Regions from separate parts of the Homo sapiens genome. Here region 1 is linked to region 2. A link is a contact called in ENCODE Hi-C or POLR2A ChIA-PET data. All regions are on one chromosome and are shown on one strand. Each heading gives the region's core, a stretch centred on a gene start or an enhancer-like site at or near the end of the contact. The rest is flanking DNA. Distances are from core to core; before and after follow the strand shown.

The links. A loop is a pair of places that touch in the nucleus more often than their neighbours do. ChIA-PET counts read pairs that join two places held with the same protein, here RNA polymerase II (POLR2A). Pooled maps may share reads with other maps.
Region 1: a pooled map shows a loop between it and region 2 (3-fold over the local background). The contact joins the enhancer-like site here to the promoter of KCNC3 in region 2. A Hi-C loop is called at or near these places in 2 of 50 pooled maps. POLR2A ChIA-PET finds 5 or more read pairs at or near these places in 3 of 52 experiments (HepG2 and WTC11).

Annotation. Positions count from the first base shown.
Region 1 is chr19:50,920,548-50,926,600 of GRCh38, reverse strand. No RefSeq gene overlaps it. Among named protein-coding and RNA genes, the nearest start is that of PPIAP59, 4.0 kb to the left of the region's middle. Within about 2 kb of position 4,785, at least 3 of the 41 ENCODE cell types and tissues checked have a DNase peak (open chromatin) inside an H3K27ac peak, as active enhancers do.
Region 2 is chr19:50,326,065-50,331,948 of GRCh38, reverse strand. It overlaps KCNC3 (potassium voltage-gated channel subfamily C member 3), which reads left to right and starts at 2,572. Exons shown (of 5, transcript NM_004977.3): 1 at 2,572-3,736. The coding sequence starts at 2,867. It overlaps LOC105372437 (a long non-coding RNA gene), which reads right to left and starts at 2,329. Exons shown (of 4, transcript XR_007067299.1): 1 at 2,154-2,329. RefSeq lists enhancers at 252-301, 2,563-2,857, 5,434-5,884 and silencers at 882-1,251, 1,265-1,444, 2,322-2,381, 2,462-3,011, 3,620-3,709.

The DNA.
Region 1 (6,053 bases), core at 3,536-6,035, 590 kb before region 2:
CCCTGTCTCTAACAAAAATGCAAAAATTAGCCAGGTATGGTGGTGGGAGACTGTAATTCCAGCTACTGGGGAGGCTGAGGCAGAACAATCACTTGAACCCCGGAGGTGAAGGTTGCAGTGAGCCGAGATCACAAAACTGCACTCCAGCCTGAGCGAAGGAGCAAGACTCTGTCTCAAAAAACAAAAATGAAAAAACACCCCATGATCTCACCAACCAGAGGAAACCAATGTTGACATTTGTGTGCGTGCGCGCGTGCGTGTGTGTGTATGTGTGTGCTGGACAGAGACAGGATAGCAGAGCAGCTAGGCACACAGTCTTCCGAGCCAAAATACAAGAATAATAGTACAAATGCAAGAATAATAGTACAACTTCACGGGGTTGTTTCAAGGATAATGGATTACTCAGCAAAGCTTTGGATTTGGATTTGGGTTTCAAGAAAAACTGTCGAGAAACCACTCTACCAAAACACCCCTGCAAGGCAGTAGACCAAGATGAGTGAAATTGTTCATCTTCACAATTAGGAGCTTGTCCTGAGTTTTTGTAGCTTTTTGAAACAGTGCACCTTAAGAAATAAGCCAGGTCTGCATCATCTATCTCCACTGATAACAATGAAGGGAGTCATCACTAGTTCTCACACTTAGTCACTGTTGTATAACTTACGCAACTGACTCAATGATGTTTCACAAAGTTTGTGACCAACTCAAAGGTGGTCTTTTGTTTTGTTTTGTTTTGCTTTTGTAGATAAAGTTTTATTGGAACACAGCCATGCTTATTCATGTATGTATTGAGTATGAGTTGTTCGATGAAGCAGAGTTGACTGGTTGATAACAGAAACCATATAGTCCACAGAACTTAAAATATCTTTAAAATTGCAATTTAAAAATATTTCCCTTATTTTATTTTATTTTTTATTTTATTTTATTTTATTTTTTGAGATGGAGCCTTGCTCTGTTGCCCAGGCTGGAGTACAGTGGCATGATCTCGGCTCACTGCAAACTCCACCTCCCGGGTTCAAGCGATTCTCCTGCCTCAGCCTCCTGAGTAGCTGGGATGACAGGTGTGCGCCACCACGCCCGGCTAATTTTTGTATTTTTAGTAGAGACGGGGTTTCACCATGTTGGCCAGGCTGGTCTCGAACTCCTGACCTCAGATGATCTGCCCACCTCGGCCTCCCAAAGTGCTGGGATTACAGGCATGAGCCACCACGCCCAGCCTGAAAATTTCTTTATGGTGATGAAGTAGTTCTGTATCCCAACTGTGGTGATGGTTACCTTTATCTATAGAGCTATAAGAACTAGATACATGAAAAGAGAGACAGAGAGAAACAGAGACAAACAGATGGTGGGGATGGGGTGGAGAGAGAGACAGAGAGAGAGATGTAAAAAATGATGAAATCCAAATAAGGTCTCTATGTGAGTTAACAGCATGGTATCAACGATGTTTTCCTAGTTTTGACAGTGTACTATCCTTATAAAAAATGTTACCATTGGGAGAATCTGGATGAAGGGTACATGGGCATTATTGCACTAGTTTGCAATTTTTGTGAGTTTTGAACTGTTTCAAAATAAAATGTCATAATAAAAATGTGTCTGGCATATCGGAAGTGCTCAGTAAAAAATATTGTCGTCCTCCTAGATCTCTCTGATTGCATTTTCCCTTCGACTTTATTTGCTGTATTGCCAGTGTCTATTTTCTGGCCAGCTCTAATCATTGCAGAATGAGCAATGAGATCCCTTTAGGAAAAAAAAAAAAGTTCCTCCCACTGAGTTCTCGCAGGCTGAAAGACTCTCTAGCAGAAAGCTTGACAGCCATATGTGTAATTATGAATCATCTGTAATTTTCACACCAGCTATTGTTTTATAACTTGTGTAATTATCCAAACAGTGTTTCACAAACCTTGACACTAACCAGGCATTACAGGTCTTCAATTCTGATAACAAGAAAGAGAATTCACCAAGTGGTCTAAGCTCCGGGAGACACGTTTCTTGGTGCGAAACCCAGCCTGGTGGCTAAAGGCAAGAGAAAAAAAAATAAAAACACATCTTTGTATGCATCTGTCCCTGTGCCACAAAATCCTGGAAGATGATCCAAAAAAACATATTCTAGTTTTTGTGTTTTGAAGAGGGATGAAGACAGGACAGGTTGGGGAACAAAGTTAGGTGGAGGTTTATCACTCTGTATTTTTTATAAACATATTTTTTTACCATGTAAAAATATTTTCTTCTTTTTTTTTTTTTTTCTGAGATGGAGTCTCACTTTGTCACCCAGGCTGGAGTCCAGTGGCGCGATCTCAGCTCACTGCAACCTCCGCCTCGTAGGTTCAAGCGATTCTCCTGCCTCAGCCTCCCAAGTAGCTGGGATTACAGGCACGCATCACTATGTCTAGCTAACTTTTGCATTTTTAGTAGAGACAGGGTTTCGCCATGTTGGCCAGGCTGGTTTTGAACTCCTGGCCTCAAGTGATCCACCCACCTTGGCCTCCCAAAATGCTGGGATTACAGGCATGAGCCATAGTGCCTGGCCGAAAATATTTTCTATTCAAAAAATTAAATAGAAATGATGTTACACACACACACTTGTGCCAGAGTCCCTGTGTCCAAACCTGGCTGCTCCTTACTGTGTGACCTTGGAAAATGACTTAAAAAATTTTTTTAATAGAGAAAGGGTCTCACTATATTGCCCAGGCTGGCCTCGAACTCCTGGACTAAAGCAATCCTCCCTCCTCGCCTCCCAGGATTAAAGGTGGGATTAAAGGTGTGAACCATGGCACCTTGACTTAGAAAATAACTTTAATCTCCCTTTGCCTCAGTTTCTTCCTATTTATAGTGGCGATAGAAACAGTAGCAACTTCCTAGGGTGGCTGGGAATATAAACAAGTTCATTCCTGCAAATCCCTTAAGACTATGGTACAGCACACACACTTAGCATGTGTTACCAATTAGCGGCAGTGTTCTCCCACTTCAGTAAGTGTGGAACCAAACAAAGATTTGCTTTCTTCTCACCTTTCCCCAATCTAACAAATCTAGCCAGTGAGAATTTTGCGGAGAAAAGCTGATTTCCTTTTCAAATGGGGAAAGAAATCAATTCAGAAATTGATTGTTTGCAGACAACAGAGTGGCAGGTGAGAGCGCTGGGGATCTGCACTTTTTTTTTTTTTTTTTTTTTTTGAGATGGAGTTTTACTCTTGTTGCCCAGGCTGGAGTGCAGTGGCACCATCTCAGCTCACCGCAACCTCTGCCTCCCGGGTTCAAGCAATTCTCCTGCCTCAGCCTCCGGAGTAGCTGGGATTACAGGCATGCAGCACGACGCCTGGATAATTTTGTATTTTTAGTAGAGACAGGGTTTCTCCATGTTGGTCAGGCTGGTCTCAAACTCCCAACCTCAGGTGATCCGCCCACCTCTGCCTCCCAAAGTGCTGGGATTACAGGTATGAGCCACCATGCCCGGCCCTGCACCATTTTTTTTTTAAGACAGGCTTATGATTTTATCCTATAATATTAAGTACAACAACTCAAGTTAAAGAATCTGCTGGGTGCAGTGACTCACCTGTAATCCCAGCACTTGGGAGGCCGAGGTGGGAGGACGGTTTGAGGCCTGGAGTTGAAGACCAGCCTGGGCAACGTAGTGAGACCCTGTCTCTATTTTTAAAAAATGACTATAGCCACTCAATTATGTGAGAAGTTAATTATTATTATTATCTGCATGGTTGTTATTTGACTATATGGGTGCACAGCGGAGCGGGAGATGGCGAAGGGCAACCAAGGTCACCATGTGACTTCATTGTATTCATAGCAATAATTGGAGATACCATTTGCCGGGCTCTTGTGTGTCCAACGTGTTGTGTGGACGTCCCCATTGAAACTTCACATAAACCCATGCGATGTCGCTATCCTCAGCTGAGGAAAGCCGACCATGAGGCCAGACACTCAGCCCTCGCCTGATGTCACGCTTGAACCCCTCCCTTTACATCTGAGAGACCCAAAGTCAGGACCATGACTTGGTGTCCCCAGGTGGAAAGCTCTGGTGGCGGCCAGCCCTGCTTCCTGCCACCTCTGCTCCCGTTTCTGGATCCTGAGCCGGATGCTGCGGCCCAGGGTGACTGGCGCAAGAGAACCCTGGGCCCACAACCTTTAGTCCTCCCCGAGTATGTCTCTCCGGCTCCACTAGGTGGCAGTATTGCACAGTTGTAGGCGCACTTGCTCCGAGCTTGGGGAGTGCCCAGCCCAGCGCTCTCACCTGCCCGCTGTTTTCTGCAAACAACCCGGGAGCTTCTCTGTGACTCTTTGTTTAAATCTATAAAGTGAGGGTGATAATAGTTCCCACCTCATGGAGATTAAATGAGTTCACATTTACAAAGAGCCTAGAATAATGCCTGGCACAAGATAAAGTACGTTACAAGAGTAGCTATGATGATGATGTTCATGGTCAGGGTGATGGATGACTCCTTTTGTGGTGTTGTTTCGTTATTTGTGACTTTCTTTCCCTCTGATCTCTTTATATCCATGTCTCTGTGTGTCCATGCTTTTTTCTCCACCGAGGTCACAAACTCAGCCACCTCCTGGGGCCAGGCAGGAAGTATAAATGAGGGAAGCTGACTGTGTGTGGGCCAAGGAAAACCACAGGGTGCCCCCGGGGTGGCCACTCAGCACCTGCTGATGCTGGATTATGGCCACGTGGGAATGCAGGCGTGATATTGACTGATACCGTGGCCTTTTCAAGAGAAACTTGCAATCTCTTGACCTTTTAATGCTCGTGATCCATTCAAACAAACAAACAAGCAAACAAAAAAGTCCAGACTCTACGAGACAGGCCAGATGTGTCTGCAGCCTGCATGTTGTTCAAGAGCCCTCTGTGGGTGGCCCGGGTAGAGATCCTAAGAAATTGCAATGAATTTCACTCCATAACCAGAGGAGCCAGGAAGCAGTTCATGAAAGTTTCCTTTTATGAAACAGAAACGATAAGGCTTTCTCCTCTCCTTTCAGAAAAAAACCATGGCTTTCCCCTTTAAGAAGGAAATCTGCTTTTAATCAGCAATTTGGCAGCTGAATTTGTCAAGCTAGGAGAATGAAATCCAGACTCAGTTTTGAAATGAGTTCGTGAAAGAAAAATAAATCTTGGGGCCCCCAAAATTACTAAGCTAAAGGGAAAAGTCCAGCTGGGCACTGCTTAGAGCCCACCAGACTCCCATTCTATTCAAACCCACCCTCTACTCACTGAGATAAATGCATATCTGGCCGGGGTGCGGTGGCTCACGCCTGTAATCCCAGCACTTCGGGAGGCTGAGGCGGGCAGATCACAAGATCAGGAGATTGAGACCATCCTGGCTGACATGGTGAAACCCTGTCTCTATTAAAAATACAAAAAAATTAGCTAGGCTTAGTGGCGGGCACCTGTAGTCCCAGCTACTCGGGAGGCTGAGGCAGGAGAATCACTTGAACCTGGGAGGTGGAGGTTGCAGTGAGCCAAGATCACGCCACTGCAATCCAGGCTGGGCAACAGAGCAAGACTCCATCTCAAATAATAATAATAATAATAATAATAATAATAATAATAAATAAATAAATGCACAGCTGATTGCCTTCTTTGGAGAGGCTAATCAGAAACTCAGAAGAATGCAACCGTTTGTCTCTTATCTACCTTTGACCCGGAAGCCCCCTCCCCGCTCGAGTTGTCCCACCTTTCCAGACCAAACCAATGTTCATTTTATATATGTTGATTGATGTCTCATGCCTTCCTAAAATGTACGAAACCAAACTGTGCTCTGCTGACCTTGGGCACACATCGTCAGGACCTCCTGAGGCTGTGTCACGGGCACACGTCATCAACCTTGGCAAAATAAACTTTCTGAAAAATCTGAGACCTGTCTCAGATTTTCAGGATTCACAACTTGTACGGACTGTATTCTCTCGCTCCTTGAGTTCATGGTGAGCTCAAGGTGGAGACAATAAGAATCTTCCAAAGTGTTGCTGAGATGTTTAATCTATTTGGAACTACAAACGAATCCCCTATGCTTGGGTTTGCATCATGTTTTGTTAAATATCATTTCAGATAT
Region 2 (5,884 bases), core at 1,323-3,822:
ACTTCTGCAACTCTCTCTGCAGTGACGCAGTCCCAGCTAGGACGGGGGTTAGAGAGGGTGATGGGGGGTCTGAGAAAAAGGAACGGAGACCCAGAGAGAGGGGGACAGGGTCCCCAGGAAGTGGAGACAGAGACCTAGAAAGAGAGAGACCCAGAAGAAGGTGAAACATAGGAGGAATAGAGACTCAGGGAGGGGACATAGAGAAAGTGAAGAGGCAGAAACTTAGAGGGAGAGAGAGAAGAACAGAGAGCCAGCAAGAGAAAGAGCAGAGACAGAGGAGGGAAAGAGACGGAAGAGGGGGAAATACACCAGAGATGGGGAGAAGGGGAAGAAGGAGGGGGAAATACACCAGAGATGGGGAGAAGGGGAAGAAGGAGGGGGAAATACACCAGAGATGGGGAGAAGGGGAAGAAGGAGGGGGAAATACACCAGAGATGGGGAGAAGGGGAAGAAGAAGGGGGAGGGGAAAGAGGTTGTCAGAGAGCAAGGAGGAGACAGACTCAGATGAAAGGGCAGAGACCCAGAGAGGAGGCAGGACAAAGCGGGTTGCGGGGAGGGAGTAGAGGACAGGGACACAAGACCCAGGGAGTGCGGTACAGAGCCCCAGACAGAGAGGCACACCCCTGATAAAATGGTACAGAAACCAAGAGAAAGAGACTCGGGGGAGCTGGGGTGGGGGGGCGGGGACTGAGACACCAGGGAGGAGAGACTGAGGCCTAGAGAGAAGAGGAGCAAAGACTCAGAAGGAGGGGGACAGAATCAGAGACCCAGGAGGGCAGATTTACAAACGAGGGGTCGGAGACTCAGAGGGGTGGGAACAGAGACGGCGGCACAAATACTCAAGAAGGGAGAAAAAGAGACGCCAAGAAACCCAGAAACGGGAGCGGGGGTGGGATGGGGTTGGGAGGCGATACGAATCAGCCGCCGCACCTGCAGCAGGAAGCGGCGGGCCAGAAACTGTGCTGCCCGAGGGCGCCCGCAGCCCCCTGACCCGCCCCCTTCGCTCCCGCAGGCGCCGCCTCCTCCCTCCGCAGCCCCAGCCGCAGCCGCTGGCCCCGCCCCAGCCCCCTGAGCCTGCGCTCTGCCTCTCGGAGCCTACGACCGCCCAGGGGGCGGGGACGGCCCGCTCCGAGGCGGTCCCCTTTTTCTGGCCCCGCCCCTCACTCCATTCTTCCCCAGAACCCGACCTCTGAGACTCCTAGCCCACCCCATTTTTTATCGGTCCTGCCTATATTGCCTCAGTCTTGACGGTGCTTCCTGGCGCTTTGGCCTCTCCCCTCTCCCGTCCTCTCTGCCTCCTTGCGTGCCCCCTCCTCACCAGTCCTCATCTACCCTCGGTCCTCCAATCTGCAGTCCGCCGCGGTGTAGCGTTCGTTAGAAGTTCTCGCCTCGCCCTTTGAGACCCTGTGACCTTTAGGCAGTGCCCTCTCCCAGGTCTTCTGATCCCGAAGACTCCCCGTTCCAGGTCCCTCCCCTCCATCCAGCCCAGTAGCTTTGTACTCTTTGTAGTCTCATTGTTCCCCTGGGATCCACCTCTCCCGTTCCTCTACCCTCCCTTAGCCCTGCCCTGCCCTCGCCTACCCTGGTTGCTTTCAAGACCCTCAAGCCCCGCTCCTTCCTTAGTCTCTCTTTCCTACCGCCCATTCAAGACGTTTTCTTTTTCTTTTATTTATTTATTTTTTGACACAGAGTCTCGCTCTGTCGCCCAGGCTGGAGTGGAGTGGTGCGATCTCGACTCATTGCAACCTCTACTTCCCAGGTTCAAGCGATTCTCCTGCCTCAACCTCCCGACTAGCTGGGACTACAGGCACCCACAACCACGCCCGACTAATTTTTGTATTTTTAGTAGAGGCGGGGCTTCACCATTTTGGCCGGGCTGGTCTCGAACTCCTGACCTCAAATGATCCACCCACCTCAGCCTCGCAAAGTGCTGGCGTTACAGGCGTGAGCCACTGCGCCCTGCCTCAAGACGTTTTCTATTTGTCGACCCCACTCACCTTCCTCAGTACCACTCATCCATCCGGACACTCATTCTCCGGGCCCAGCCCCGACTAACCAGGCCCGCCTTGGAGCCTCAGCCCCGCTCCCTCCCTTAGGCCTATCCAGACCCTCTCGGGTTTCCAGGACTCTCTCAAGTTTCAACACCTTCTCACCGAGTCTAAGTCTTTGTTCTTCCCGTGTCCTCTTTCAGTCCAGCCTGTCCCCCTTGCGCGGGAAAGTCCTCCATCTCTAGTTCCCGCCCCATGCAGTCTCATCTGGACCGTTTCTACTTTCTGCGGCCCTGTCTCTTCCAAGCAATGCTCCTCCCCACCAGGTCCTGCCTAGCGGTGTTTTAGGTGAGGGCGTGCGATCTGTTTTGTTTCTCTCCGCCCCTTTCTCAGCCCAATCAGGACGGCCTCTCTCATGGTGGCCCCGCCCCTCCAGGCCAGTCGGGCGTCTTTAAATAGCTTGGATGTGTCCCCTCCTCCCTCTACCCCGCCCGCACTTTTTTCAGTTCAGTAAGGTCTCTCTCTATCGTATCTAGCCCCGCCTTCCCCTGGCTACCAGTGCTGCCGAACACAATTAGTAGTAACCGGTCCCGCCTCCCTTGACGCCCCGCCCCGCCCCTCCTCCCTGCTCTCTTAGAAAGAGCCAATCGCTCCGTCTCATTGGCGGCCCCGACTCGTCCAGCTGGGTCGCGTTAGAGTGCCCGCCCCACTCCTCCCAGCCACAGCCCCGCCCCACCTCCCCCAGGCCAATCAGTTTGGTTCCTCTCCCCTAAGCCACGCCCCCGCTACCTCGCTCCTCCTCCCACCCAATCCCGTCGGTCTCTCCCCCCGTGTCCCCGCCCCTGCGTCCCCGCCCCTCCCGCCCCGCCCCCCGTCCAATGCTGAGCTCAGTCTGCGTCTCGTCCTTCCGCGGGCGCCAGGGGGCCAGCAAGCAGCAGCCGGCGCCACCGCCGCAGCCGCCCGAGTCCCCGCCGCCGCCACCGCTGCCGCCGCAGCAGCAGCAGCCTGCGCAGCCCGGCCCCGCCGCGTCCCCGGCGGGCCCCCCGGCACCCCGCGGGCCCGGGGACCGGCGCGCCGAGCCATGCCCCGGGCTGCCGGCGGCGGCCATGGGGCGGCACGGCGGCGGCGGTGGCGACAGCGGCAAGATCGTGATCAACGTGGGCGGCGTGCGCCATGAGACGTACCGCTCGACGCTGCGCACCCTGCCGGGGACGCGGCTGGCCGGCCTGACGGAGCCCGAGGCGGCGGCACGCTTCGACTACGACCCGGGCGCCGACGAGTTCTTCTTTGACCGGCACCCGGGAGTCTTCGCGTACGTGCTCAACTACTACCGCACCGGCAAGCTGCACTGCCCAGCCGACGTGTGCGGGCCCCTGTTTGAGGAGGAGCTCGGCTTCTGGGGCATCGACGAGACCGACGTGGAGGCCTGCTGCTGGATGACCTACCGGCAGCATCGCGACGCTGAGGAGGCGCTCGACTCCTTCGAGGCGCCCGACCCCGCGGGCGCCGCCAACGCCGCCAACGCCGCAGGCGCCCACGACGGAGGCCTGGACGACGAGGCGGGCGCGGGCGGCGGCGGCCTGGACGGAGCGGGCGGCGAGCTCAAGCGCCTCTGCTTCCAGGACGCGGGCGGCGGCGCCGGGGGGCCGCCAGGGGGCGCGGGCGGCGCGGGCGGCACATGGTGGCGCCGCTGGCAGCCCCGCGTGTGGGCGCTCTTCGAGGACCCCTACTCGTCGCGGGCTGCCAGGGTGAGCGCGCTCTCGGGGCCCCCATCCACCCCACCCCCGCCTCTCCAGGCGCCCCCAGTCTCCCAGGAGCGCCCCAGCTCCAACCCTCCGGGTCCCTCTAGGCTTCTCAGTCTCCTAGAAGCCTCTTCCCCAATCCTGAGTCTCCTGGGCTCCTCCGAACACACCCCCCTCTCGCAGCCATCCCCCAGATCCTCCAAAGACGGATCTCCAACCTTCGGGCTCTTCCAGACCCCTCCAAAGTTCCCCCTCCCCCGCCAAGGCCACCCTAGACGCTTAGACACTTCCTCCAGACCGTGAATCTCCCGTGCTTCTCTGAACAACCCGGTCCCCACCTTTCCTGGGCTCCTCTGAGACCCTCCCCAACCCTCATGTCTCCTGGGCCCCATCAAATCTCTTCTCACTACTCTTGGTCACCGTCCAGCCCTTGGTTTCTTGGACCTTCCCCAGCCCCTCAGAAGACATCCCTTCTCAGCCCTCAAATTCTCCTAGGCCCTGTGAGCCCTGACCCCCACTTTCCCTGCCTTCTCCAGACTCTCTGGGGCCCCCTATTCAACTCTCAGTCTCTCCCAGCACCTCCCCGATTCACCCCGTGGCCCGTCTCCCAGAAGACCTCTCTCTCCAAGTTTGAATCTTCTGATTATTTTTTCCACTCCCTTCCTGCAGTATCTTCTGCTCTCAGAGTCTCAGAAAACTCCCCCACCCCAACCTCACAGCCTTCTGGACCCCTCTAAACCTCCACTTGTTCTTGCCTGGACATTTTCACCTCCCCCTCACTGCAATACTGAGTCTTGGGGCATCTTCTCCGTTGGAACCTCCAGGCCCCCTCTGTGTTCACTCTGTGTTTAACACTCTTCAACCTCCACGCCAACTCCCATCTCAAGGACTTTCCCCATAAAGCTCCAGACTTCCCCCAAGCCTTTCACACTCCTCCTCAGTGCCTCCAGAAGCATCCCATGCCCCCATCATATGCCTTTCCTCTCCAGAACCCTCACATGTCCTCCAGAATTGTTCTTCCTCCTCCATAGATCCTCGCAGCTTCTCCTCTCCATCATTTTAACTGCACAGTGCACTCTCTATCCCTGGGACTCCCCCCATCCAAAGCCCCCACAGCCCGTTTCCTAGTCTAAGTGACTTTCCCTCCTGCTCTAGAACTTTTTCTAACCTCAAACCCTGGGAGGCCCCTCAAGTCATCAGCCCTAAAACTTTCATCTCAAAATAACTTACAATTCTTTCTACCTTGCCCTGGGATTCCTTCCACCTGCCCTCTTCCTTTCTCGAACCTCCCCCCCCGCCGTGCAAAACCCAGAACCTAGCCCCTCAGTCTGTCCCCCTCCATCAAAGTGAACCAAAGAGCCTTCTCTCTCTCTCCAAATTCTAGATTTTCCCCAAAGCTCTCTCCATCGCTCCCAGAAAACTTTCCTCAAGCATCCATAACTTCCTAGGCTAAATGACTACCCTCCCCCTGGGTTCTCTCCTGAACCATTTCCTCCTACTAACTTCCTCCCTGTCCCGGGGACCCCGGAGGGAGAATGTGGTGGAAAAGGGGGGCAGTGCAAAATGGGGGCAATTGGAAATGGGGGAAATAAGAGCGATCCCAAGACCCCCTCCTGGGCTCCTGGGTACCCAAACACAGAGGAGCAGGTCTTGGCCCCCTCCCCCCACCGTGCCGCGTCCTGAGCCGGGAAGGACGCGGAGCCGCAGTGCCGCATTCGCGCCGGGGGAGGGAGCGGGGGGACGCCTGGAGCCACCGCATAAAGTTTGGTCCCCAGAAAGCGCTGAGTTGGCGAGATTTGGGGTTGGATGGGGGGAGGTGGGGAAGAGGAGGTGCGGAAGGGACATGGCCCTGGATGCCCCCTCAAGACACTGAGCGGCTCCTTCCCCCATGGCCGGGGCGCCCTTCTCTCCTGTGACCCCATTGAAGGGTGCTGAGATGAGGAGCGGGATGAAGTTAGAGTTCTTCTGTGATGGTCAGGCTAGGTGTTCGGGACAGCTACGGGAGATACTCATTTACTCCGCCAATGTGTTTTGGGTGTCCAAGGTGTGCCGAGCCCTTTCCAGCCTCCCAGTGATATGGCTTGAGAGAGTTGGGAGCTGAGGCCAAAGCAAAGTGGAGGGTCCGACCCTACAGCCCCCTGCCCCCGCCCCCTT